7 separate regions of the Mus musculus genome follow, and all the other regions are linked to region 3. Evidence: chromatin loops called from intact Hi-C (ENCODE). Cell type or tissue: left cerebral cortex. All regions are shown on one strand. Region 1 overlaps Nck1 (non-catalytic region of tyrosine kinase adaptor protein 1). Region 2 overlaps Gm28166 (a long non-coding RNA gene). Region 3 overlaps Ppp2r3a (protein phosphatase 2, regulatory subunit B'', alpha). Region 4 holds the start of Pccb (propionyl Coenzyme A carboxylase, beta polypeptide). Region 5 overlaps Stag1 (stromal antigen 1). Region 6 overlaps Pccb (propionyl Coenzyme A carboxylase, beta polypeptide). Region 7 overlaps Pccb (propionyl Coenzyme A carboxylase, beta polypeptide).

The links. Peaks named below come from ENCODE experiments on the same cell type or tissue, not always from the same donor. Only the 100,000 strongest peaks of a DNase experiment are listed, where the experiment ranks them.
Region 1: it touches region 3 in a loop (2.4-fold over the local background); 4 of 42 quality-filtered maps call a loop at or near these places.
Region 2: a loop joins it to region 3, with 7 times the contacts of the local background. A loop is called at or near these places in 23 of 42 quality-filtered maps.
Region 4: it touches region 3 in a loop (3-fold over the local background); 2 of 42 quality-filtered maps call a loop at or near these places.
Region 5: it touches region 3 in a loop (2.7-fold over the local background); 2 of 42 quality-filtered maps call a loop at or near these places.
Region 6: a loop joins it to region 3, with 2.2 times the contacts of the local background. A loop is called at or near these places in 4 of 42 quality-filtered maps.
Region 7: a loop joins it to region 3, with 2.8 times the contacts of the local background. A loop is called at or near these places in 10 of 42 quality-filtered maps.

The regions. Positions count from the first base shown.
Region 1 is chr9:100,518,988-100,522,987 of GRCm38, forward strand. All of the region lies in intron 1 of Nck1 (non-catalytic region of tyrosine kinase adaptor protein 1), which reads right to left. Among named protein-coding and RNA genes, the nearest start is that of Gm46139, 19 kb to the right of the region's middle. In left cerebral cortex, CTCF peaks have their summits at 1,163 (motif pointing right) and 1,787 (motif pointing right); DNase peaks (open chromatin) are centred at 1,238 and 1,799.
Region 2 is chr9:100,452,670-100,456,669 of GRCm38, forward strand. Gm28166 (a long non-coding RNA gene) reads left to right here. Exons shown (of 3, transcript XR_871066.2): 3 at 1-357. Among named protein-coding and RNA genes, the nearest start is that of Gm28166, 4.7 kb to the left of the region's middle. In left cerebral cortex, a CTCF peak has its summit at 1,696 (motif pointing right); DNase peaks (open chromatin) are centred at 71 and 1,699; H3K4me3 peaks cover 503 bases.
Region 3 is chr9:101,157,379-101,161,378 of GRCm38, forward strand. All of the region lies in intron 6 of Ppp2r3a (protein phosphatase 2, regulatory subunit B'', alpha), which reads right to left. Among named protein-coding and RNA genes, the nearest start is that of Gm24338, 64 kb to the right of the region's middle. In left cerebral cortex, a CTCF peak has its summit at 2,276 (motif pointing left); DNase peaks (open chromatin) are centred at 2,283 and 2,914; H3K27ac peaks cover 685 bases.
Region 4 is chr9:101,032,653-101,036,652 of GRCm38, forward strand. It overlaps Pccb (propionyl Coenzyme A carboxylase, beta polypeptide), which reads right to left and starts at 2,232. Exons shown (of 15, transcript NM_025835.3): 1 at 2,017-2,232. The coding sequence starts at 2,205. In left cerebral cortex, a CTCF peak has its summit at 1,804; DNase peaks (open chromatin) are centred at 1,237, 1,392, 1,968, 2,275 and 1 more place; H3K4me3 peaks cover 1,549 bases; H3K27ac peaks cover 1,536 bases.
Region 5 is chr9:100,949,785-100,953,784 of GRCm38, forward strand. Stag1 (stromal antigen 1) reads left to right here. Exons shown (of 34, transcript NM_009282.4): 30 at 1,823-1,997; 31 at 3,702-3,812. Among named protein-coding and RNA genes, the nearest start is that of Pccb, 83 kb to the right of the region's middle. In left cerebral cortex, no CTCF peak of the experiment used is centred here; a DNase peak (open chromatin) is centred at 1,886.
Region 6 is chr9:101,017,283-101,021,282 of GRCm38, forward strand. The region is part of intron 5 of Pccb (propionyl Coenzyme A carboxylase, beta polypeptide); the gene reads right to left. Among named protein-coding and RNA genes, the nearest start is that of Pccb, 16 kb to the right of the region's middle. In left cerebral cortex, CTCF peaks have their summits at 1,031 and 2,249; no DNase peak of the experiment used is centred here.
Region 7 is chr9:100,999,970-101,003,969 of GRCm38, forward strand. The region is part of intron 6 of Pccb (propionyl Coenzyme A carboxylase, beta polypeptide); the gene reads right to left. Among named protein-coding and RNA genes, the nearest start is that of Pccb, 33 kb to the right of the region's middle. In left cerebral cortex, CTCF peaks have their summits at 2,292 (motif pointing left) and 3,952 (motif pointing right); no DNase peak of the experiment used is centred here.

The sequences.
Region 1 (4,000 bases), 640 kb before region 3:
AGAAAATTGGACATAGTACTACCGGAGGATCCTGCAATACCTCTCCTGGGCATATATCCAGAAGATGTCCCAACCGGTAAGAAGGTCACATGCTCCACTATGTTCATAGCAGCCTTATTTATAATAGCCAGAAGCTGGAAAGAACCCAGATGTCCCTCAAAAGAGGAATGGATACAAAAAATGTGGTACATTTACACAATGGAGTACTACTCAGCTATTAAAAAGAATGAATTTACGAAATTCCTAGCCAAATGGTTGGACCTGGAGGGCATCATCCTGAGTGAGGTAACCCAATCACAAAAGAACTCAAATGAAATGTACTCACTGATAAGTGGATATTAACCCAGAAACTTAGTATAGCGAGATATAAGGTGCAATATGCAAAACATATGAAACTGAAGAAGAACGAGAGACCAAAGTGTGGACACTTTGCTCATTCTTAGAATTGGAAACAATCACCCATGGAAGGAGTTACAGAGACAAAGTTTGGAGCTGAGACAAAAGGATGGTCCATCTAGAGACTGCCATATCCAGGGATCCATCCCATAATTAGCCTCCAAACGATGACACCATTGCATACACTAGCAAGCCTTTGTTGCAAGGACGGTGATATAGCTGTCCCTTGTGAGACTAGGCCGGGGCCTAGCAAACACAGAAGTGGATGCTCACAGTCAACTATTGGATGGATCACACGGCCCCCAATGGAGGAGCTAGAGAAAGTATCCAAGGAGCTAAAGAGATCTGCAACCCTATCGGTGGAACAACATTATGAACTAACCAGTACCCCAGAGCTCTTGACTCTAGCTGCATATGTATCAAAAGATGACCTAGTTGGCCATCACTGGAAAGAGAGGCCCATTGGTCAGGCAAACTTTATATGCCCCAGTACAGGGGAACGCCAGGGCCAAAAAATGGGAATGGGTGGGGAGAGGGTGGGGGACTTTTGGGATAGCATTGGAAATGTAATTGAAGAAAATACGTAATAAAAAAAAAAAAAAAGAAAGAAAGAACTACCTTCAAAAAAAAAAAAAAAGATATGCTTTCCCCCACAACGGTAATTCATTGGTTTACATAAAAAAGGACTCTAAACAAATTCTCTTAAATGTTCTGACAGAACTAAACTTATTTTTAAAAAAGGATTTATTTATTTTATGTGAGTACACTGTTGCTGTCTTCAAACACACCACAAGAGGGCATCGGATCCCATTACAGATGGTTGTGAGCCACCATGTGGTTGCCAGGAATTGAACTCAGACTGGAAGGGCAGTGTTCTTAACCTCTGAACCATCTCTCCAGCACTCTCAATATTAACTTGTAACTATGGCCTATTATTTGTTGTTTTGTTCTGAGGCAGGGTTTCTCTATTATGTAGTTCTTGCTTCGCTGACCAGGTTTGCCTTGAATTTCCAGAGTGCTTTCTGTCTCTGTCTCCCAAGTGCTGGGATTAAAGGCATGCACACCTGGCTACACCCTCTGTTCAACACCCTTTTGCTTAAACTTAGCCTAAGTTTTCTAAACCTCATCTATCAAATTTAGCTAAAATTTGCTTTTTTTTTTAAACACATACTACTGTCCATATCACATCCCCACACAACATGAGTTAAGATTATCTACAGGAACATGCCTATCTCACTAAGAGGGATCAAAGCACAGGATGACTGGCAAGAGGGAAGTAAAGTCAAAATTGAACTGAACTCTCAGCACTCCCAAGAGAAAACAAAAACTAGGAAAATTCACGTGAAAGGAGTTCTTAAACATTCACCTATACTTCCACCAGGTGGCGCTATTAGCTGTGTCCCAATGTTGGTGCCTTCCTGTGTTCTGCTACTGGAATTCCTTTCCAGGACATCAGCATGCTCCTTTTTAATTACATGCTTCCAAGTGTCCTTAACTGAATCTATGTACAAACACAGCAATAAACAGCTAACTAGATAATACAGTGCTCTAAGAGGGATCTGGGATGAGGGGGTGGGGAGATGATAGGGCCAATTCTCATAGAAATGGAATAGTAGTGGAGAGGGAGAGAGCTCTAAACATAGTTTGCCTCCTGCAGACATGAGGACCTGAGTTCAAACCACAGAACCCATGTAAAAAGAAAAAGCAGAAATGGAAATGGTGGTGTACTTGTAATCCCAGCTCTGGGAAGGCAGAGACAAAGGCAGATCTCCAGGGTCAGCCAGCCTAGTGCAATTAGTGCATTCCAGATTGGTAAAAGGTGCTGTCATAAACTCCTCAGGACAGCTTCTGAGGAGCACACACACAAACACACTCACTCACAAATTTACTTACCTTGGAACTCAACAACAGGTTAAATAAACATTTTAAAGCAAAAGCAACCACATAGCTTTATCTGTCTGTACCTCAGATAATGAATGGTCTGAAGCATAGAGGGCCTGGATTGCCTCAATGAAAACCCCCAGTCCTTGCCTGTGTTTCTTTTCCCGTTTAACACTGGACTGCTACAAGCACTTTGAGGAGAGATTTTCTTTTAATTAGACCCCTATTCTTTCCAATATAATTATGCCTGTCTCTTTGACTGGCTTGTATTTTAATACTTAGTTACACCAAAAAGGGCTTTACTGTATGTAAATCAACTAAGTATGGAACCAAACAGCTACCAAGATGACTTAAAACACAGAATCAGTCTCCCACATACATAATCTTATATTGTTATTCAATACTCACTAAATTTTATATACCTTCCAACTGTTCATACTTTTTGTGACAGCCATCAAATTTGGAGACAACTAAATATTCATAGTAAAAGAGAAACTAGCATCCTACTATTATAAAATTGCCTTGTCTTTATAGATCCCTTAGTCAACTACAAATCTAAATCAATGAGTACACCAGACCAAAATATCTATACTTCACCTATTTCTATAAATTAATTAAGAACACCTAATATTAAGTTTGTCAAGACAGTCACTTGTGATCTCAAATGCCCTTAACCCCAGTACTCAAAAGAGACACAGGCAGATCTCTGAATTCAAGACCAACCTGGTCTATATAGAAAGTCCCAGGACAGCCAGGGCTACTCAATGAGACCCTGTCTCAAAGAAAGGCTATCAAACCATCTAACCAGGAAACGCTGAGGAAGGAGAATGTTTGCCATTGGCATAGGTCATGAGCAATGGGACCCTTTTTTGGCAAGTTAGATGTTCCTGTCTGAAAACAACTAGTGGCGGAGGAAGGGGGGGGGGGACATCTACAGGGAAATCTACCATGCTAGTTACACATACAGTCTGCTGTGCTTTAACTCATCACTTGACAATTTCCTGTTTCTGATAAGAATCAGCTAAGTAACAGTACCCAAGTAACTAAGTCAGGAAGTTTAGATGGGTTACAATCTCTCAGTGAACTATGAAAGGAGAAAAATCAACAATAACTTTGATATGCTACAGCAGGCATAAAGAGAAGGAAATTTACAAGATTACTGTAATCAACATTTTAAGCCACAACATCATATAGTTTATATTGCTAAATATTCTAACTAATGAAACACTCTACTACTTACAAAACAAAAATTAGAAGCACATCAGAAATAGAGGATTAAATCAAGTTGTTTTGTTGAGTTTGGTTTGGTTTTATTTTCTTATTGTTTGGTCAGTTGTAATCACATGTAGCCCAGGCTGGCCTTAAAACTCACTATATAGGTGAGGATGATCTTGGCTTTGAACTACTGATATTCCTACCTCCAATCCCAAATGCAGAAATTTTAGACCTGTATCACCATGCTCAGCACGATTAGGTTCTTTTAAAGATAGGGAACAATTTTATCATATTTTATTCAGGTTTGAATGATTACTTTGGATACATAACCAAGATGAGAAAACAAGAAAGATGAAAAAGTAAAAGGGTATTGTGCATATAAAATTCACTTGTTCATTCAACAAATATTAACTGAATAAATGTACACTAGGAGAACAAACCAAGTTCTGAAAACAAAGGAAGAGAAATCAAGTATTCTGCTAATAAAAGGAATTCTAGTGAAACTCCT
Region 2 (4,000 bases), 700 kb before region 3:
GTGCTTCCTCTTCTGTTTTGTCTAGAGTCAGGGGGTGTTGGCCTCGTGATGCCAACATGATCGGTAGCTCTTCCCTCCTTCTCTTCAGCAGCTCGGTACAGACAGTGTCTATTTGTGTACCCTCTTAGACTCCTGACTTTCAAGTGTACCGAGCACTCACTGACATGTCATCTCAGCTCTGGCTGCAGGACCCTCGTGACACTGACTCCTTTTTCCTAAGGATTTCACTCCTTCGTGTGAACCTCCATGAGCGCCTGGCATTTTTGTTCACTGGGCAGACATTTACTTTGAGCCTTTAGCACAGGGTAGAATCTGCAGGGGTTTTAATGGGTGCGGGGGTGTTTGGTGGTTGTTGTTGTTTTCCCAAATGGGAATGAATACAAGAGAACAAAAAGAGGGGGGAGTCACAGCAAGTTGAGATCAACCCTTGAAAAGTGAAAGCTTCACAATGCTACAGTTTCTGATCTTGTGTGTTCTTGTGAGTGATGACAGTTATTTCTTTTTGTTCGGTTGGTTGGTTTTGTTTTATTTTGTTTTGTTTTTGTTTTGTTTTGTTTTCCAGACAGGGTTAAAGACGCGGGCCAGGACACCTGGCCTGAGATGACAGTGTTTGTTTGTTTGTTTGTTTGTTTTGTTTTGTTTTGTTTTTGAGACAGGGTTTCTCTGTATAGCCTTGGCTGTCCTGGAACTCACTCTGTAGACCAGGCTGGCCTCAAACTCAGAAATCCACCTGTCTTTGCCCCCCCCCCCCAAGGTGTTGGGATTAAAGGCGTGCGCCACCACTGCCCAGCAAGATGACAGTATTTGTAATCACAGTGGCATTCTGGCTGCGCACTGTTCCTAGAGAATCCCAAATTGTCCCCTGAAATCAATTACGGAGCCCCCAAAGTCCCGACTCAGCATTCTCTAGGAGCTTTATTTATGATCTCAAAGTAAACTTAAAAGTATCCTTGAACTTTGGACAAATTGATCTGGGGTGGGGGGCCTTGTGCAGCTGCGGCTGCAGGCACGACCTTAGGATGAGCAAGTATGAAAAACTTGCTGAAGGTCCCTAGGCAATCTCGAGGCCTGTAGTGTGTGGTAGGTGAGCAGTTCAGGTAGCAGAGTAAAGGTAAGAGCTACCTCGTGCTATTTCGGGTCCCTGGAGGGCTTCTGTTCAGGTTCTCTTCTGTGTGGATCAGTTTCCGGCCTCTCCCAGGGCTGCCGATTGCTCGCTAAGGGATGCAAGGAGTGAACATTGCATCTTCTTTGTGAGCCTCCCACTCTGGCAAGGAATCACCAGGGTCCCAGGAGCCGGAAAACCAAAACCAAACCTACAGTTTGGGTCAACAGGGATGTTGCTCTGACTTCACCAACTATGCACAATGCTTTAGATTGAATGATCGGGGGGGGGGGGGGGGGTGGACGACTGGGATAAAGGTGAGTGGCTTGCAGAGTAGAGCAGAGGCAGAGAAAAGGGACCACTGGGCACATGCTCTGGTGTCAGTGAATGCAGAGAGAGAGGACATGGTGGCAGCTAAACTTGCAAGTGACAATGGAGAAACTCTATGTTCCGGTCTAAGCCTGGGGACTTTCTCCAACTGAGCCTTGGTTCCAGGAAAACTAGCCTGGGCTTTTCCCTTTCTCTCATCGGGAAGCCCACGGAGCTTCCTCTCTAGTGGGAACAAATGGATTTTTTTTTTCAGAATTCGCCACAAGGTGGCACCAGACACCGGTAGACGCAATGAAGTCGCTTCCCGCCGGGTGGGCGGTAGAATTGGGCCACCGGATCAGGTCAGGCCGGATTCAAAGGAAAAAGATCCGCATCCCCAGAAAAGTCACACAGGCCAAAGAAGGAAATAGGCCCACGGAAAACAAGACGCCTATTTTAAAGAGAAAGGGAGGAGTATCACAGAGGAGAGATATCATCGGCATTGCAACTCCTCAGTAAAACGGAAAGTTTCGCAAGAAACCTTGACTAGACAGTAAAGTGCGGGAAACGGGCGCTTGACGTGACAGGGGACAGTAACGTGTGGGAAGCAATCGATGGAGAGCCCAGAGAGGCAATTACAGGCCTGCAGGTGGATGCAAGTGGTGTCTGGAGACAGGGACTGGTGGAGGAGAAATCGGCCTGTGACTGACCTCTTGGCAATTGCTGGCATTTTCCAATGATAAAACGAGTGTGTCAATAAGCCCAACACAAATGAGTACTGTGAGCGATGACACAGTAAGGAAGCCGCCAAACTGGCCGCTCCACGATTGGGGGAAGATTTTATTGTGAATGGGGCAGGGGGGCAAGGGGGCGGGGTGGGGGGCCCAGAGACAGAGAGACAGAGACAGAGACAGAGAGAACATCCAGAGGCACCTGGAAGAGTCCAGAGCAGAGGGAGAAATAAGCAGATTGGACATGGCCAGCACTATTGGGAGCAGAGAGAAAGGTGTGTGTGTGTGTGTGTGTGTGTGTGTGTGTGTGTGTGTGTGTGTGTGTGTCATAGAATAGTCTTGAGACTAGCCAGAGTAGCAAGGAGTATGGTATAGAATAGCATACGAGGGAAAGGGGAAAAAGTCTTATAGAGAGCTGGCTGGTTTCTGGGAGGAAGGAAGCCTGTGAATGGAGGCAGCCTGGGAGTTAGCAAAGTGGGGGAGGAGTGGCAAGGGCCAGGGTGCTAACCTGGGCTTTGGGGTGTAAGTAGGGTCTGAGGAAACCTGGAGGCCAGCATAGACTTTGATCTGCAGCCATGGGTATGTATCAATGGACAGCCACATGTCCCCTCTGCCAGAGGCAAGGGACACGACTCCTTTTGGCAGAGGGAATCCCATTTCACAAGTTCCTGAGGAAAGCTGGCTTTTATCTAACCACCAATAATCCTCCTATAGTCTTCCTTGAGCTGAGCCAAGTCTGTCAGGGTGTTTGTTTTTTGTTTTGTTTGACATAGATACTTTCCAAGACCTGACAAGTTAGCAGCAGAAATACATACTGTTGCTCTCTTTCAAATTTTTACTTTTGTATGTGTGTGGAGGGTGTGTGCATGTGTGTGTGTGTGTGTGTGTGTGTGTGTGTGTGTGTGTGTTGTGCCACTGTGCGGACGCCAGGGAACCCCTTTGTGGCATTTGCTCCCTCCTGCCCCTTCTGTGGTTTCCAGGCGTGGGTTGAGCCCAGGTCTCCAGGCCTGCTCTGCCAACGCCTTTAGCCATCTGAGCCACCTCACTGGACTTAATTCATCTTGAGAATTAGTTTGTCCCATCGTCTTCTTGGTTATCCCTATGGGCTGATGATTTCAGGTAGATTTTTATTGACGGATAGCCTTTCTCCTCGGCGTGCTCAACTCTGCCCCACCTGTGGCCAGGAGAGACTCCTTTTAGACTGGTTATGTAAAGTTTTGACTGACCCAATTGTTCAAAACTTGGTTTTCTGATGGAGCAAGGAGTAAATGTTCTAGAATTCCCACAAGCCTTTCCCTTCCAGACCAGACACAGAATTAGCTATTGTTCTACGAAAACCTTGACTTCTTGGAGGATAAACAACGTTGAGAACCAAAATGACGTCATCGGTGTGCATTGTGGAGGGGTTTGATTCTACCCTGCCACTTCAACAGGAAAAAGCAAAAGCACTTTTTTTTTTTAACACCAAACTATGGGTTTCAAATGGTGTGACTTCCAACTTCAGGTGGCACAAAAGACTTGTGCATTTTATGCAGGCGTGACTCCACATTATCCATTGTTTAATTTTGTCTTAGGGTTTCTATTACTGGGAAGAAGAAAAAAAAAAAAACCACCATGACCAAAAGTAACTTGGGAAAGAAAGGGTTTATTTTGCTTACACTTCCAATCCATCAGAGAGGGAAGTCAGAGTGGGAACTCCAGCAGGGAAGGAACCCATAGACAGTTGCTGACACAGAGGCCATTGGCCTTGCTCAGCCTGTCTATCTTATGGATCCCAGAAAGACCAGTCCAGGGACTGCATTGTCCATAGTGAGTTGGGCCCTTCCCCATCATTCACTACTTAAGAAAATGTCCTGCA
Region 3 (4,000 bases):
TAAAAAATGTGGTACAGAACTAAGCAGAGAATTCTCAAAAGAGGAAACACAAGTTGCTGAGGTCATCTAAAGATATGTTCAACATTTTCAGCCATCAGAGTAATGCAAATTAAGCCTGCTTAAAGACTTCATCTTACCACAGTCAGAATGGCCGTGATCAATGAAACTCAAGACAACATATGCTGGCAGGGATGTAGGGAAAGGGAACATCCATCCATTGCTGGTGGGAGTACAAGCTAGTAAAGCCACCATGGAAATCAGTGTGGCAGTTTCTCAGGAAGCTGGGATCCTTCTACCTCAATATCCAGCTCCACTAGGCATGGCATCTTTTACATCCCACTGCAGAGACCTGCTCATCCACGTTCACTGTTGCTCTAGTCAGACTAGCCAGAAAAGGAAAACCGTCAACACGCTCATCAACTGACAGTGAGTAATGGAAATGTGCTACATTTACACAATGCAATACTATTTAGCTGTTAAAATTAAGTCAGGAAATTATCAGATAAGTGGATGGAGCTAGAAAAAAAAATCCCCGAGTGAGGTAACTCCGATCCAAAGAGACAAATATTGTATGTTTTCTCTTATATGTGGATGTTAGCTTTTAAACCTTCAATATGTGTGCTGCAATCTGGAAATCTACAAAGGTATTGAGTAAAGGACTAGCAGGAAGGAAAGGTTTTCCAAAGGAAGGAGAAATAAGATATATTGGTATGCAGAGACAAAGGAGAAACTAGAAATAGGAAAATTAAATAGAAAGAGGGATGGTAAAGGAGGGAGTACAGGGAGGCACAACTAACTAACGCTAAAGGACATTTAAAAACTACATGACAACATACTACTGTAGACATATTCTAAAATATATACATATATGACACCAATGCCCTGACTAGACACCTTATGTTACCAAGTTAAATAAACTGCCAGTGCTAGCACTGAGTTACATTTTGTTGAGTCTTTGGCCCCGTGGAAATCCCCAAATATCCCAGGATATTGTCAAGGTTATTCTGCACAGCCTAATAGCCCGATTGCTGATGGCAATACTTACATATGCTATCAAGCACAGAAAAGTAAAGCTGGTGTTAACTAGAAGCTTCACTCCTGCTGACTAAAATTCATGGTATTGGGATGTAATCTGCAAGCTACCAGAGAAGGGTAATCATCAGTATTTTCTAGCTACAAATCCTGGTCACCTGTAACAGTAGCTTGCTTGCAAGATATACTGTACAATAATGGCACAAATGGTATAGGGGCAACCAAGTACTTTTTAAAAAAAGATTGGTCAAAAGGCTTACTCCATGGGATGAAACTCCTACTTGACTGCACACACATGCCCTGCACAAGTGTGGAGGTCAGAGGATAACTTTTGGTATTTGGCCATCTCCACCTAGTTAGTCCAGAAGTTGAACTAAGGTTATCAGGCTTAGTGGTAGGTACCTTTAATGGCTGAACCATCTTGCTGGCCTGGCCCTCAAAGTCAGTATCAATATACACATACAATTTTTATTGTTCACTATCACTAGAGTTTTGTATAAATTTATTTCTTGATTTAGACTATAAGCTTAATTTAAAGTAAGTTAAAGTATGTATATTATTTATGGAAGCAAATATTATAAAACCTTGATCTGCATTACTTTTCTCTCCTTTCTACTTTTTAAAAAATTATGTTTATGTGTAGATGTGAATATATGCACCTACATACAAGTGGGTGCCCATGGAATTCAGAAGAGGGCAGTGGATCCCCCTGGAGCTGGAGTCACAGGTAGTTGTGAGATGCCCACACGGGTCCTGGGACCAAACTCTGGTCCTTAGGAAGAGCAGTACATGCTCTCAACTATGGAGATATTTTTCTATCAGTCTTTCTACCTTTTGGCAGAATTTTAAATTTTTAGGAATTTAAAAGTTTTATGTGATAGAGAGATGACTTGGTGTAAGAACACTTGCAGAGGACCTAAGTTTGGTTCCCAGCACCCACAAGATGGCTCACAACCATCTGATCCTGGGAATCTGATATCCTCTTCTGATCTCTGTGACACTAGGCATACATGTGGTACATATACATACATGTAGGCAAAGCAGTCACGTATCTAAAATTAAAAAAGAAACACATAAGTGTGTTAGGTGTGTTCTGTTGTGAGTCTTTGCTAAGCTGCTTTGTTTGCAGTGTAAAATAACACACTTGTGTCTTCCATCTCCCCAGTTGCCACATTCTGAGGCTCAACTTGATAGCAGATGTATTGTTTCTTCATTACTGAAGTTGGGCTACCATCTAGTGGTGAAAGCATGTAGCAGCTGGCTCTCCATTTTGCTTGCTGTTTTAACAACTTTGTCACAATTTTGAAATATAAAAAATAGCAAGAATCATTCTTTACTACTAGTGAGAAAAATAAAACTGACAGTCTTTCACCAAGACCTCTAGTCAGATTGACAGACAAGTTGAATCATGTGTCAGTCCCCTTCTTTGTATATATGAAGATGGAAACTAATTCATGACACAGGCTGCCAGGATAGAAAATGCTTGGCTCTAGTACATGCTATTTTTGAAAGTAGATGAAATAAAGAGAGGAATTAACAAAGAATTCTAACTATAGGCGATGAGTTCAGATAAACATAGTCAAGCAATGGAGACCTGGCTCTTCTACCTGGAAAGTCATACTGAGTGGACCACCAATTCATTCTTTGACTGTCAGAGCTCTGAAGTTTCTTCTCAGTCTTTCTAAATAATTTGGACAACTACACAATGTTTCTAAAAATTGATTTCTTTCTATGCCGAGAGAAAAGGGGAACAAGTTTAAAGCTCTCTCTATGGTGAGAAGCAGCTACTGCACAGCTTAGTAATTTTAGCTTAAAGTGATAGATTCAGGCCAAGTGAGAACCGAGTAAACCACTGAGACACCATCTGTGTGAGCCCCAGAATAGCTTCCCTGCCAGTGCCAGGGCCACGGAGAACTCTTCGAAGGCCCATTGCTCACTGTAAAAACGTAAATGGGCCACCTCCCTTTTCAAGGCTGGCATATGTTGGCATACTTAAGCAGAGCATTTAGTCACTAACAATCTCTTGGCCCAACATGTAAAGCTGTAAGTCAAAGGCTATAGTTTGTTGGTATTCATATTTTTATTTTCATTCACTGCCAAAATAACTTGTCTTTTCAGTTGGTAACCTTTTTAGGAAATAAGGAATGTGGGCTGACTTTTGGAGTACTTTCTTACCTAGCTGATGTTCTTTCTAGTCTTAAAAACACTGACAAAATTGTTACCAAAACAGAATGTATATTCTTTTATCACAGAGCTTTATGATTTATTAATTATGATCTTCACTGTTTTGCTATGAGTAAGATCTTTCTTTAGTTTGGTCACTTTCATGCCCAAGTATACGATTAGTCAATTTCATACTAGAGAGTATGTTGCAATTATTCTAGAAGAACCTCACTTGTGCAAACTTAACACTAAAGTTTCAGCAACTTCATGCTATTATTTGGCTAGATTTCCTAATAGAAAGGGCTTTGGAAAGAACAGGCAACCAATACAAAGTTCTGTTTTCAGATACTCATTGTTAGACTTTTGCTTTGACTTGTTTTGTGGCTCTAGGACACTTCATGCCAGACAAGTGCTCACCACTGAGCCACACACATCTCCAGCCCTTTATTGTTATACTGATGGTCTAAAATTTCCACAGTACAGTTATTTTGATATCTCAGTATGTACAGATTCATATCATGTACTTCCAAGTAAGTCTTGATACTCTTTATGATGCTATTTTACTGTTACAAATATTTTCCAGTTTAGTGCTTACTTCTGAGTAATAGAATCATTTTTCTACATTGAAGACAAAGTATAATACTAACATAAAAGTATGCATTTCATACCTATAAGCAATAATATGCAAATACCATGAAAATGACGACAGCAGAGATAGTTAATTATATTCTCTTAGTGACTAGTATAGTTCTTAACTTTTCTTTTTTCTTTTTTTCTTTGTATAGTTTTTTCTTTGTCCAACAAT
Region 4 (4,000 bases), 120 kb before region 3:
AGCCTGGTCTACAAAGTGAGTTCCAGGACAGCCAGGGCTATAAAGAGAAACCCTGTCTCAAAAAAACCAAAAAAAAAAAAAAAAAAAAAAAAATTAATGAATGCCTCTATTATCAGAGCTGGGAGGTGGGGTTGGGGGTGGGGCGAGTTAGAAGTAGAGGGGTCAGAAGTTCAGCATCATCCTTGACTGCAAAGAAAAGTCAAAGCCAACCTGGGCTGCATGAGATCCTAGTTCAAAATGTCCTTTCAGATGAATTTGAATCCTCAATCTACCAAAAGCCTCCACCTCTTAGGCTCCCAAAACCTCAAATCTATAAATTCCTTGTCCTACTGTGTTAAGAAAACAGCACATATACACATTAAACAAACAAGAAGAAAAATTTTAAAACTTTAAATTAGATATTCTAATAAAACAGTAAAGCCGGGCAGTGGTGGCGCACGCCTTTAATCCCAGCACTCGGGAGGCAGAGGCAGGCGGATTTCTGAGTTCGAGGCCAGCCTGGTCTACAAAGTGAGTTCCAGGTCAGCCAGGGCTACACAGAGAAACCCTGTCTCGAAAAACAAACAAACAAACAAACAAAAAGTAAAAGCCAAAGAGGCTGTGGAAAGAGGCTGTGGAAAACAAATGTACTTTGGGGGGAAATAATCTAACAACTACGGAGATAGACAGATAGATAGATATATAGATAATAGACAGATCGATAAATTTTAAGATATTCATACTTTCTGGTCCTCTTTTAGGACATCTGATTCACGGACATAATGAAAAACTTGCTTAAAGGGAACACAAATTAGCCTCCCAACTAAATAAACTCTGACAGCAGAAAACCTGCTCTGAAGGCCTTAATGTAAGAGCATCAGGATCTTGCCTGGGGTGCAATAGGCAACTGAGCAAGGGTGTCCCAAGAGAAAGGTTACCAGAGCAGTGACAGGCTTTCCCAGGGAACTTAATAGCCCTTCAGAGGGACCCCAAGGGAGAGAGGGCTTATGGCTCACCATAAACCTTACAACCACATTTACATCCCTAAGTGTCAAGAGGAATAAATAGTTTTCCTTGAGCATTTTTCTTTTTTCAAACCTAACTCAGGACATCTGAATCAACATTTGACCCAGATTTTCACACACTTGGGTAAGACTTGCATGCCCTTCACAGGAGCCCTTCCCTTAGGGAACCTTCATGTTAACTTATCCAGCTCTTCTGCCTGGACTCACTCAGTTGTCAAGGACACACTGGGCAAGTCTGGCTTCAAGTCTAGGGTCACCTCTTCCAGCTTCTGTTGTTTTTTGTTTTTCTGCTGCTAAATGACCTCCCCAGAAGAAGCTCAAATGTGATTCCCGCCTCAGCTGCTCTCAGCAGAGTAGCCTGAGAGTTTATAGAAAGTCCACCTGCTTCCTATGCAGCAGATCGATACATGAACCTCTCAAGAGGCCAACCAGACTTCCTCGGTCACAGGCGTCACAAATCCCCAGCACGCAGGGAGACAACACACCAGGTTAATGTGAACATAACCAAGTTTTTTCTAATACTTCGTGCCTGGGTTTTACTGCTTCCTTCCCCGAGAAGAGGGAAGGGAAAAAAAAAAAAAAAAAAAAAACTGTCATAAACACTTTCAGGCAGCGGGAGAACAATCCCGTCTTTTAAATTCAGAGCCTGTGGCCGATTAACGTGGCAATCTTATTCAAACAAGACCTGGAAGACATTATTCTGTTTACGGTGCTTTCTAAAGACCACCTTTCCCAAAAGTTCAAAGCTGCTAAGTGGAGCGCAGCTGGAGACCGGTCACATCCATCCATCCATCCGACGACCAATGCCCACCACCACCGCCTGGGGACCTCCCTAAGTGGTGCAGATGTCTACTGACACCCGAGGGGGCTCTAGGTTCTCCAGGTGGACGTTCTCGCCGCGCCCCTCCCAGGCGCAGCGCCTATTGGCTGGGAGGCTCGTGCGCCGCGAGCCCGGCGCGCTGTGATAGGGCGGGAGCGGAGGGGGCGGGACGCACTGGCGCCCGTGACTCACTCGCTTGTGCTGCGCGTCGATGCGGCGCTGGCCTCCTCCCAGCAACGCTGCATGGCGCTTGTTGTCGATGCGCTCTTTAACTGAAACCGGCTGGCTGCAAAGGCCGCGGGTCGTGATGCCGAGGCCGCAATTCAGAACGCTGAGCCTCGCTCCAGCCGCCACCGCCCGAATCCTAATCGCCGCCGCCATTTTTTTTTTTTTTTTTTTTTGACTGCCAGCGTGACACACACTGCACCTCAGGACGCATGCGCAGAGAGCGTAGACATTGCGAGTCTGCGCCTGCGCGTCGTCGCTGGCCCTAAAGCTGGTAGCAGTCACAGGCTTGCATTCAGGCTCAAGGCGGTCCTGTTCTAGGAAATACCTGCCTCTCAGCTCTGTGCCCGTGTAGCCACACAGAACAAGGACTTCATTCCTCGTTCTGCGTTAGCCATCTAAACTCCAGGCTTCGTCGACCCTCTTCCCCCCAAAAATGAATAGATAATGAGCTCTGACCAACTTTTACCAAATGCTGTGCCAGGTTTTGCTCTTAAAACTTAGCCTTGAAATAATTTATATCCAGATTTCAGAGATGGGATACACAGGAACAGAAGTAGGTTTGTATGGCGTCAAGACTGAAATGTTTTGTGAGCTACGTATTGAGCTCCAGAGAGGGTCTCTTAAAGGGGAGAGGAGCTGGGAAGCTACTTGGCTCAGTGCTAAGTTAAAGCCTTTGCCAGCCTGAGTATGAGGACCAAAATTGGGGTCCCCAAACTCAGTACTCAGCCAGAGTAATGAGTGTCTGTACAGAGAGGTTGCCTAGGTGAGATAGCTGACAGAAATAAAAGAATCCCAGGAAGCTCACGGAACAGCCACCCTAGCATGTACAGAAGCAAATGAGACCCAATTCTCACACAAATAAGGGGACCATTGACACCCCATGTTGTCCTGTGACTTCCACATGTGCACGCCCAAACTCTGATACACACAAATTATTTGATGTTTTTTAAGTTTGTGACGAGACACAGAATGGTGAAGTAAACTTTTAGAGACCATTGTGCTAGGTCTAGGCTCCATAGGGTTTTACAGTAGGGGAGAGAGGTTGGCCTCAACCCCGAATACACCAAAGACAAGATGTATCGGGGAGGGAGCTCAATGGATAGAAAATTAATAGGGAACACAGGGCAAGGAGCAATCTGACAAACAACGTTTGCTTGGTTGAAGGCAAGCCAGGGTGCTCAGACATCATTTGGGGGACAGTGGAAGAAGAACCTTATCAAATATGGAGGGCGATCCCTCATCAAGGGTGGAAGATTCTGGCATAACTGACTTAGCAGGATTCTTGGCAAAGCTACCCTCTAGAAGAGAGGACCTGGGAGCCAAGGTCAGTTCTATTCAAGAGATGCTCAGTAGAGCCTGACCGAAGTTTGGTCAAGAAGAGAATCTTGTCAACACAGCGGCTTTGGCATTAGCTGGGAGGAAATAGGAAAAGTAAACTAGGAGCAGACTGCTCGGGCTCAGACCTACTAATCAGAGGGGATGCAAGGCGGCGGCGGGGGCGGGGGGCGGGGGCGGGGGGGGGGGGGGGAGGCTGCTGACCTCTTAGCAAGGACCCTTTAGTCAGTTCAGATGCTAACATCTGAGAAGTGCTGCTCCAGTGCTTTCGAAAACTCTACTATGAATGCTTTCTCATCTGTTTACCCAGCGAAGTGGCAGGTCTTTAAGGCAAAGTACAAGGTGCATATTTCTCATTCTTAGCCAAAAAATAAAAAATAAAAAAATAAAAAAAGCCTGCCAGAGTTGATTATTAACCCTTCCTAAATCCACCTCACTCCACCTCTCTGCAGGACTCCCACAGAGTTCAAATTCTGGCCTGAGACTTTAACGTTAATGTCATTTTATTTATTTATTTCATTTACGTTTTGAGGCTCTCTCTCTCTTAAACTGGCCTGGAACTCATGATGTAGACAAGATTGGCCCGAAATTCAGAGATCCACCTGCCTCAGCC
Region 5 (4,000 bases), 210 kb before region 3:
ATTTGTTTGAGATTATCAGGATAGGTTGTATAGCTAATCCCTTTCAAAGGCAGTTTCACTTGTTGGAGTTGAAGGTGAAGGCTTCTTTTTAAGAACTGTTTTCAGTGAAGCGTCTTTAAAAGGTTAGAAGATGGATTCAGGGAGAGCAAGCTTCTGAGGTAATTATGTGTCCACTGGGCTAAGTGCTACAGCTAAGAAATAAAAGAACTCAGTGCAACCAAAGAGACAAGGAAAGGCATGGGCAGTTTGAGCTCAGCTTGGTCAGTTCTCTGAGCCACACAACACGGGGCTCCAGAGTGATTTGATGTAAGAAGGAGCCACATTTGGAGAGGACATGAAATAGAAAGCTAACACGATCTCTACCAGCTTAAGAACCTACATAATGTCAGTCTGAACACAAAAGCTTAGAGTAAACACCAAATAAAAAATATTATGAATGGGTGATTAAACATTGTTGTTAAGATATTCAGAAGTGAGCATCAATAGAATGACCTTTACCACATTGTAAATCAGTATTTTTAGGAACAGATGGGTCAGTCCAGAGTGTGCATGTGTATCTGACAGAATATAAAAACCTAAGAACACTAGGAGATAGAGGTGTTTTGGTAAATGAACCTAGCAGACACAGCTCTGGAGACTCAAGAGAAAGAGAAAAACCAAGAGGGTTCATATTATACTTCTGATTAAAATATTTCTGAATCAGTTTTTAAATCTCATTAGAAAAAGTTTTTGTTTTCTGTTTTGTTTTGTTTTGTTTGGTTTTGTTTGGTTTTTTGTTTTGGTTTTTTGAGACAGGGTTTCTCTGTGTAGCCCTGGCTGTCCTGGAACTCACTCTGTAGACCAGGCTGGTCTCAAACTCGGAATAGAATAGTTTTTATAAGTAAAACTAATACATTATGCATTATTTTATTAGGATGGCTTAGGTAAGCAAATGTTTGCCTGCTCCAGTCTTTACAAAGCAACCTCAGAAGGAGGAAAAAACACAGCACATCACTTGCTAGTGCAGGATAGTAAATAATTAAGGTCTGGGTAAACAGAAATGATTATTATTTCCTTAAAGAGAATGTAATTAAAAGCTGGATAAAACAACCAGGCTCCCCAGAGGGACTTTATGGCATGAAAACTCTGAGCTTCTCTAATGATAAGTCTCCACTTGTCTTAGCAGCATTTGCTGATTTCTCTGTAAAAGCCCCCTGGGACACCATGTAGGCTCAGGCAGTAGGTGGAAAAGCAAAGGAAGGTTGCTGAGGGCTCTGACTAACTTTACTCTTCACCTTCTAGGATACATAAATTCTTAAAGATAAAGGAGACAGGAGGCAGTGTGGTATTTGACAGCTATGATGAGGTAATATCCTCATTTTAGGTATAAGAAAACTGAACTTTATAAGAAGTCATTAATATAATACAGAGCCAAACAAGGGAGTTATGGAACTTTGTTGCTCTAGCCAGTCATTGGGCATGATAGCTCATGCCTGTAATTCCAGCATGTTGGAGACTAAGGCAGTAAGAAAGATCAGGAAGTCAAGGCCAGCCTAAGCTACATGATGAGACCTGTTTGAAAAAAGAAGAAAACACCACAAAAACTGAATGTAAGCCCAGTACTTGCAAGATAGATACAAGACAATCGGGGGTGCAAGGACCTTGTTTCATGGTGAGTTTGCGACCAGCCTGTGCTATATGAGACTAATTTAAAAAACAAAGTAGCAAAATAAAATAGATAAACTAGAGTCTAACTGTAGAATTGTGCTTTTCAAATCATTATAACTGCCACCAAAGTTTGTTCCATCTCTGATAATTTGAGACTTTAACTGACATTTTGCAGATGAAAGTCTGGATAACACATGGCTAAATAGGACTGACACGATGATTCAGACTCCTGGACCCTTGCCAACCCCACAGCTCACCTCCACGGTACTTAGAGAAAACAGCCGTCCCATGGGAGAGCAGATTCAGGAACCTGAGTCTGAGCATGGCTCTGAACCAGACTTTTTACATAAGTAAGTACTAAAAGTTTCGTTTTCTTGGCATTAAACATCAAAGTGAAACTACAAAAAGCTGAGCACATTGTTGGTGAGGTCTTACAAAAATGAAGCCACAAATGGAGAGTAAATAGTATATAAATGTCCAAATACTGCTGTAGACATTTTCTCCTCAAAATTCAGACTTTTCTTGATCTAGTGGGACAAACTTCATATTTAAATAGCCTCAATTTTCTTATCTTTCAAGATTCACTGGTCATTTCTCCACCAGTAGGAATGTGTTAGAATAAAATGAATTTTAAACCTAGGCGGGTTTTGGAAGGAAACTTAAAAATATTAAATATCCTTTAGTATTAATACTAAATGACATGTTGTTAGTATATACTAGGACTGAGACCATCTCCTTGCCCAGTCCCATATATTACTACTGAAAGTATCTTTTTTTCCCTTAATTCTTTAATAACTATATTTTTCTGAAAGGAACAGGTCCACAGACCTGTAACTAAACAGTGCATATTTATTGGGTAGATCTGTTTCTCAAGAGACTTGGAAAAAATAATGCATTCTATCTCCTTGACAAGAGCCTGTGAGAACTTTGCTAGGCTGTCTGTAAAGGAGCCTCAAATGATTGTTCCACCTTTATTATCCATTTAATGATCCTCACTTTAAGCTAGGCATGGTGGCACGTACCTGTAGTTCCAATACTTGGGAGGGAAGAGGCAGGAGCTCAAAGCAAGCTGAGCTCTCCAGTGAGTTTGAGAACAGCTTGGGCTACATGAGACTTTGCTTCAAAAGAAAAACAAAACCTAATTTTGTGTTATTTTTACACTCAACTTGAAAGCTCTCTGAGTTCTTTACATGTATTTCTATATATATTTGGGGTAATGATGTGAGTTTCACTGGTGGATAAAATTTCTAACTAAGCAAATTAATATGTTGAAAGTAGAAGCAATTTTAAAAGTATTTCAGACCCTGAGTAAAGCTACAAGGCAGCTTCACACCAAAGAGTCTTCAGTAAAAACCTGAGAGGATAATCTATGTCAAACGTTGACTATCAGTCTCTCAGTGCTAGTAGGCATCAAGAGTTTTGCCTGTGTCTAGCCTCTGCATAGATAAGTATGCCTACCCTACTGTCCTGACTACCATTTTATCAGTCCCATTGTCCATTGACTTCTTCATCCCAAAAGATACAAAAACAGCTACTTAGAATTTCACATGACAGATTTTTATCTGCGGAACCACTAAAATTTATCACCTATAAAATGGTACCAGGGGCATATGTGTACTATTTTCTGTGTTCCTTTAAATATAGAATACAGGTGAAAATTTGATTTCATAGCACTGAGAAACTGTGTGTTAGGAGGACTCTGAGTTATACCCTTTTTTTAAATACTAAAGCCAGCATCACATGTTCTTTAGGGCCCTGCTGCCTAGCTATATACACAGTGAATGGCAACTTGAATCAGAAGTCTGGGGATATCTTATTTGACAGAGATTGCGGCATAAAGCTAACACATAGTGTAAGGATTAATAGCACCCTAACCTGTTTCGGTGGAGACTTAGTGATACTTGGAGGCAATTAACTTTGTTATTCACAAAACAGTGGGATAAATTTAACTCCCTTACATGAAGATTAAGCTAGCCAACCAAGTTTTAATGGAATGAGACTGATTCCATGTATACGTTATCTGTTACACAAAATCAATAATAGCATTCTCTCAGTCCCCAGATGCAGATCTCTTGGTTAGGCCAGCCGAAGTTAGAAGACTTGAATCGGAAGGACAGAACAGGGATGAACTACATGAAAGTAAGAGCTGGAGTCCGGCACGCCGTGTAAGTGTCCGCTGAGCACCACACGCACACACGCAGCAGTACGTGTGCTGGCCACAGGGCAGCTCTGCTTCTTAGTAGTTAAAGAAAACGAGTTGTGGATATGTTCCTCAGCACAAGATGACTACAGAGCACAGCCACGCTCTAAATACCTGTCTCTTGGGTTCCGTTATTTGTAAAATTCAAATATA
Region 6 (4,000 bases), 140 kb before region 3:
AATAAAATAATAATAAACGTGGAAAAAGAACTTCAGGAAATCAGGAAAAACACTGAACAAAATAGGAATAACATGAAATCATAGAAAACAAACAAGCAGAAACTGTGGATGATAAATGACATGAAATCATTATTCATCAAATTACTGGTAGAAGGTTCGCTGGCAGATTTAATCGCAGGAAACAATGGGTCAGGGAACCTGGAGATAAAACCCTGGAAGTTACCATGTTGAGGAAAGAAAAACATGAACAAAGCCTGAGGGACCTGTGGGAAGCCATCAGGGACCAAGTGCGTACCACAGGAACCCAGGAAGCTATCAGGGACCAATGTGCATACCACAGGAACCCAGGAGACACAGAAACGGCCCAGTCAAATACCAGAAGAAATATAACCCCCGACTTCCCAGATTTGATGAAAGACTTGTACAAACGTTCACATTTAAAAAGCTCAACAAACTCTAAAGAAGGATGGGCTCAATGACATCACACTGTGACACGTTATAGTCAAACTATGAACCTCCAGCCCAGGAAGGAACCGGGAAGCAGCAGGGCAGAACGGCTCCCCTCTGACAAAGGGATCCCAGGAAGATAAACGGTTAAGCCCAGGGGGCAGCAGGACATAGTTCAAGTACTTGATGAAAAACCTGTCAGCCAAGAATTCAACATCCAACAAAGCCAAACTTCAAGGAAGGAAGAGTAAGCCATTTCCAGATAACAGAGGCTGAAGGAAGTCGCTGGCAGCTGAGACATCATACAAGAAACACAAAAGCTTCGCTCTGAAATAAAACGACACTAGACTGCTACAGGAAGCCGTGGGAAAAGAGTCACTAGTAAATCCAACTGTCTAGGTAAAGCTTGTGACAAAGCACATTCCTGCGATTGTTCGTACATATGGCTTTTAAATCTGTCAACAGAGACATCGCGAGTAAAGAGTGATCTTCAATGATGAAGACACACAAAAGCACCAAGTCCACACACTGTTCATGCTAACTTCCTTTCAACCAGTTAAGATCTTGGTTGTAATTCCCCAGATGACCACTAAGAAAAAGACACTTTAAAATACAGCGAAGGAGGCTTGAAGAGATGACACCTCGGTGGTTAAGAGCACCAGTTGCTCCTCCAGAGGACCCAAGTTGAATTCCCAGCACCCATGTGACAGTTTGCAACCTTTGTAACTCTAGACCCAAGATATCCAAGATCCTCTTCTGACCTCTACAGGCATCAGGCACGTAGTTGGTATATAGACACACATGCGGGCAAAACACCAACGTGTGTAAAATAAAAATAAAGGTTACAATTGGGGGGGAGTTGTTTGTTTGTTTTTGTTTTTTTCGAGACAGGGTTTCTCTGTACAGCCCTGGCTGTCCTGGAACTCACTTTGTAGACCAGGCTGGCCTCCAACTCAGAAATCCGCCTGCCTCTGCCTCCTAAGTGCTGGGATTAAAGGCGTGCACCACCACTGCCTGGCTAAGGTTACGATTTTTGAAAAATAAAAATATGGCGAAAATTGAAGTGAACTAAAATGGTTCAACTCAACTACATACAAAAGGGGGTGGAGCTGTGGCTGGGCATGGTGGGTGGGCGTGGTGGGCGGGGCTACTGCTGGGCATGGTGGGTGGGCGTGGTGAGCGGAGCTATATCTGGGCATGGTGGGTGGGCGTGGTGAGCGGAGCTATGGCTGGGTATGTGGGTGGACGTGGCGGGCAGAGTTATGGCTGGGTATGGTGGGTGGGTGTGGTGAGCGGAGCAATGGCAGGGTTTGGCAGGCTGCTTTGCTTGGCCATGGCAGCACATGCCTGTAAGCTCAACAGACACAGGAGGATCTATAGCCAGACAGTGTTAACTACACAGAAAGTTTTTTTCATTAAAAAAGGAGGAAACTGGGGGTAGGGGAGTCCAGAAAGCTGTCTCAGGGGATAAACGTGTGCTTGTGGCCAATGCTGATGCTCAGCTTTCATTCCAGTCTACCTTTAGTGGAAGGTGAGAATTAATTCTCACAAGTTGTTGTCTGACCTTCATGCATGTATTACAGCACATGTATGGCCACACACACATACAAATATAAAAACTAAAAATAAAAAGCCATAAAAGGGGGCTGGCTCTGTGGTTAGGGCGCCTGCTGCTCTTCCAGGGAACCTAAGTGCAATTCCAGCACCCAGTTCATGCAGTTCACAGCTGCCTACTAACTCCAGCTTAGGGAGAACCGGTGCCCTCCTCTCGCCTCCAGCAGGCCAGTACACGTATGGCATGTACATGTATGTGCGCACGCACACACAGGCACATGCAAGCGCACATAAAATTTAAAACTTTTTGAGAGTTATAACAGAAGAATCCAGGCACCAAAAATCCATCTAAGAGACTAACAGACTGATCTTTTAAAAGATAATGTACATGTTCTCTATAGTTTTACTTTTGACAAAAGGACACACAAAAAAGTTGAGAATATGAGATTTAAAAAAAAAAAATTCCATGAGAGGAAAATATAGAGCCATGGTGGCAATGTTATCAGACAAAGTAACTTTAAAAAGTTATAAAATAGAAAGCTATCATGTATGGGCCAGGCACAGTGGTACATGTCTTTAATCCCAGCACTTGGGAGGCAGGGGTAGGCTAAGCTAACCTGGTCTACATAGTAAGTTCCAGAATAGCCAGGGCTACACAGAGAGAACCTCAAAAAACAAACAAACAAAGCTATCATGTATTAGGACCCAATACACATAGAAAATATAACAATTATAAAAATGTATACTAAAGGGCCAGAAAGGTGGCTCGTCAGGTAGAGGCCTTGCCTCTGAGCATGAAGGCCTGGGACTCACATGGAAGGAGAGTCCTGACCACTGAAAGTTGTCCTAGTCCGCAACACGCTCCGTGGCATGCACCCAAGCAAGGGCAACACAACACAAAAATAAATATAATTTTTAAAAAATCTATATAATTAAAAAATCAAGGAAAAATTTAAAATGTCCACCACTAACAGAGTCCTCAGATGGATAAATCAGCAAGAGCTTTAAAACATGAGAACCAAACCCTGACAGACGTGGAGGGGGTGTAATCGGGTGAGTGACGATAATCGGAGACACCTCTTCTAATAACGGACAGCAGGTTGCTACGTAAGTAGTAAACTGACCACAATAAAACAATACATAACACACTTTACAAGTCCATCGAACAGTCTCAAGCTGTTCTCAAGACATAGTCTCAAGCTGGGCATGGTGGCTCACACCTGAAAGCCCAGCACTTGGGAGACTGAGGTGGGAAGCTAAGTTCAAGACCTGTCTTAGCTGACTCTGGGACGGGTGAAAGCCCTTGGATAGCAGGTTCAAGGCCCCAGGTAAGGATTCTACCACTACAGAAATGTACGCTGTTTGACACACTGAACGGCATGTCACAATGGATGGATTTTTCAGTTTTTCAGTTAAATTTAAATAAAGATGCTTGGTTTTTGTAATGTCAAGGTCAGGGTAGGTACAGTGGCACAAGTCTTTAATTCTAGAATGTGGAAGGCAGAGACAGGGAGTTCTCTGTTGAGTTCCAAGACTAGCCTAGACCATGCAAGTTCTGGGTCAACACGGAGCTATATTGTGAGACCCAGTTCAAAAGAAGTTTTTAAAAATTTAAACTGCTGGGTGTGGTGGCGCACGCCTTTAATCCCAGCACTCGGGAGGCAGAGGCAGGCGGATTTCTGAGTTCGAGGCCAGCCTGGTACACAGAGTGAGTTCCAGGACAGCCAGGGCTATATAGAGAAACCCTGTCTCGAAAAACCAAATAAATAAATAAATAAATAAATAAATAAATAAATAAATAAAATTTAAACTAAGATCATGAAAAACAAAGACTACAGAACTGCCCCAAATTAAAGAAAGAAAATAAAGAGGTATGACAATTGGGTTCATTCCAGGTCAGAAACAAAAGTTAAGGAAAGAGGGAGAGGAAAAGGGGGAGAGGGAGAGGAGGGGAGGAGAGAGGTAGGAGAGGGGTTAAGAGGGGAGGGATAGAAGAGAG
Region 7 (4,000 bases), 160 kb before region 3:
CTTCCATGAAGAAACTGAGGCACAAAGACGGTACAGTGAGACCTTAAGTGAGACTGCTTCTGTAAAAACCCATTAGCCAGTGTTCTGGTATGACTGAGGGGGCAGCGGGGAAAGGAAGGGAAGGAGGACAGAGAGAAACAGACAGACAGACAGACAGACAGACAGACAGACAACTGACTGAGAGGCTGAGGTTCTGACTGGTTATGAAGCCCACACTGACCTCAACCTCTAGATCATCCTGCCTCTGCCTCGTAAATGCTAGGATTACAGGTGTGCACCACTGTACCAGACTTTCCTATGCAGCTTCTACTTCAGGTAAAACGTTTGTTCACACAGAAGTGGAGGCAATGGAAAATGAATCCAACTCTTCAAACTCCACCCTGAGAAGCGGCCACTTCAGGCCCTCATCTGTCTTCCCAGAGACATTCGATAAGTCCAACATATTTTCTCTTACAAACATTTTTCTTTTGACACAATTCTTTGTAGCCATGTCCTGCGCATATTATTTTCAACCAAATTTTCCTTATTTTTAAAAACAAAATATATACTATCTTAAGAATCCACGAATACTGTAGATTTTCCATAACTAATTGCCACAGTTTGGCATAATTTAAGTGACCACTCAAATTTCTAGTCTCTTACTAAATAAGCAATCCTGCAATAAATCCCCTATCCAAATCATCAGTTAGTATTTTTCTGTCTGTGTTGTTAATGGATGGTGTGTGTGTGTGTGTGTGTGTGTGTGTGTGCCCATGTACTCGCTCGTGTGTGTTAGTTCTCTCCACTGACATTGACAAACTAAGAAAAAAGAATAGTCTGATATTACCTCTTTAAATGTCTGGTGTTTTGTTTGTTTGTTGTTGTTGTTTTTTGTTTTTGTTTTTTTGTTGTTGTTGCTGTTTTATGTTTAATGTTCTCTAGGTTATAAGCTCTGATATATTTAAGAAGACCAAGCTGGGCATGGTAGTACATGCCTTTAAGCCCAGCACTTGAGCCAGAGACAAGGGTAATCTCTGAGTTCAAGGCCAGTCTGGTCTACATAGTGAGTTCCAGGAAAGCCAGGGCTAGGCTACATAGTAAGACCCTATCTAAAATAAAATAAAATAAAATCCAAAGTAAATACTTAAAAGGAGAACACTTGAATTTTTCAGACTGAATATTCCCATCTGCAGGTACATTTAAATTGATTATGAATTATTTTTGTTTGTTTATTGAGATGGGTTTCTCTGTTTAGACCTGGCTATCCTGAAACTCCCTCTGTAGACCAGACTGGCCTTAAACTCACAAGAGATTCACCTGCCTCTGCCTCCTGAGTGATGGGATTAAAGTCCTGCATCACCATGGCCCACTTGGTATAGGCTTTAGAGCAGTTGATCATCCCAATCTATCCAGGGATGCCCACACTAGTAAAAGCAAGTACTGCTGTCAGTTTGATTTTGCTTGATAACGAGGCCAACTGCCATGCACCAGTGATCTCATTAATACATATCCAAGGCTGACCCTTTAAAGTCAAACGTTGCTTCTTACAGTATACCCAAGGGACAATGAAAAGACACCAATAGATACGGACGGCCTTTCACTTAAAGCTGCAATTATGAGTTAACATTGAAGATCATTAGCTCTCTGAGTACTTTTTCCTGTTCTTGTTTATAAAGATGTTCCTCATTAAAATGCATCAACAGCTCTAAGGCTCTTGCTGGAATATGAATTTACCTAGGGAGATAACAGAAAAACATGCAATGTGACAAAGTGTGTAAGTGTCTATGTATCTTCTATGTTGTGTCCTTGTTTAGAATCATACCAGTAAGGCCTTTCCCACTACATACGCACTGATTTGTAAGTGTTCATAGAATACTATTGATAATAATTTTAAAAAGAAAAGAACTAGCCGGGCAGTGGTGGTGCACACCTTTAATCCCAGCACTTGGGAGGCAGAGGCAGGCAGATTTCTGAGTTCAAGGCCAGCCTGGTCTACAGAGTGAGTTCCAGGACAGCTAGGGCTACACAGAGAAACCCTATCTAAAAAGGAAAAGAAAAGAGAAAAAAGATGGAGATGGAGATCTGTGGATACATGCACACGAAGGCAATCGTGTTTGCCTAGGGAGGAATCTCCCATTTACCATCTTACGCCTCTGCATAATTTGTCGTGCACATGATTAAAATCAAATGCATTATCAGAAGGTATATGCCTTCTGAAAATGGAACTATATTTGTTAATTAAAACAGAAAACCAGGCAATGGAGAGGGTAGGTGGTTAAGAGCACAGTTCTAGGGTAGCTGATGCCCTCTTCTGGCCACCCTAAGTACTACATGCATGCTGTGCACAGACATACATGCAGGCAAAGTATACACACATATAAAATAAAATAAACCTTCTTAAAAGTTTTTAAAATGAAGAACCACCCAAACTATACGCCTTAGGAAACACACTCCTCCTTCCCTTGAACCCCATCAAAGCCCAAACAATTATGGAGGTCTTCAGTACCTCCACTCCCACAGTCCTCTGTCAATCTTAACCGTGTATTTCTGGTCTGTATCTTTGCTTTGAGTGACGTTACATTACTATTTTGTTAATCTGTGTGAGCCATTATTTTATTCTTGCCTAAGAAGCTATGAACCTCAGTCACCGGTAACACAGTGGTACAGACTTTTTAACCCCAGCCCTGAGAGGCTAAATTCAAAGTTCTTAAGTTTGCAAACAACCTGGACTTCGGGGTAAGAAGCTGTCTTTATGGGGCCGGAGTGTTGAGGTTTGGTCTTTTTTTTTTTTTTTTTTGGTTTTTCGAGACAGGGTTTCTCTGTATAGCCCTGGCTGTCCTGGAACTCACTTTGTAGACCAGGCTGGCCTCGAACTCAGAAATCTGCCTGCCTCTGCCTCCCAAGTGCTGGGGTTAAAGGCGTGTGCCACCACGCCCTGCACGAGGTTTGGTCTTTTGCTATGTATTATGATGCTAAGCACCGCCCCCAAGACCTGGTTGCCCCAGAAATGAGAGTCCCCACTTAAAACCAAGTGATGTTATGTGACCTTGCTCCTCAAGTTATTTCTGATTGGTGAATACAGATACCGACAGCCAATAGCGGGGCAGAAGAGACATAGGCGGGGTCTAGGGTTCCCTAGATTAGGATTGGAGGAGGACCACAAAGGGTGGGGGTGGGGAGGAGAGAGAAACCATGATAAGCAGCCCAGAAAGCACGCCAGTTAGAGTTAAGAGCAGCTCAGCTGAAACATAGCAAATAATAACTCAGAGTTATAGATAGGAAAATTTATCTTAACAGCATAGAGGGTAGATATCCGCCCAGCTCTAGTGCTGATTAAGGCCTATCTGGGAACTAAATAATCTAAAGCAGGGTAGGAACTCCAGGTTGGGATTAAAAACGTCTAAAACACAGGAGAGATGGCTCAGCAGTTAAAAATCTCTGGCTGCTCTTTCAGAGTACCTGGGTTTGGGTCCCAGTGCTCACGTGGGGCAGCTCGCAACCATCTGTAACTCCAAATCTAGGGATCTGATGCCCTCTTCTGGTTTCTGAGAGCAACGCACAGACAGACAGCAAATAAGCAAAAAAAGCAAAACAATCAAAAAAAAAAAAAAAAAGCTATCTTTTAAATTTTTTGTTGTAAAGAATTTCAAAACATACCGATAAGATTCAATTACATATGTTTATGGGTTTTTTTTTTAATTCCCACTTTGAAGGTATGGAGAAAGATTTATCTGGCCAACAATTGCCAAAAGAATTAGATGTACTGATTTTAGGCAAAATTTACTTCAAATTACAGGAAAGGATAGTGAGAATAGCAGGTGTGGGGGACATACAGAGTGGGAAGATAAAGTCTGGAGGACATAAAAAGTAGAGGACATACAGAGTGGGGGACATAAACAGTGGGGGACTGTGATGGTGTGTATTTTGTCTATTTTATATGGATGATTTCTGTGCTGCATGTACACCTGCATGCCAGAAGAGGGCACCAGATCCTTTTATAAATGGTTGTGGGCCACCATGT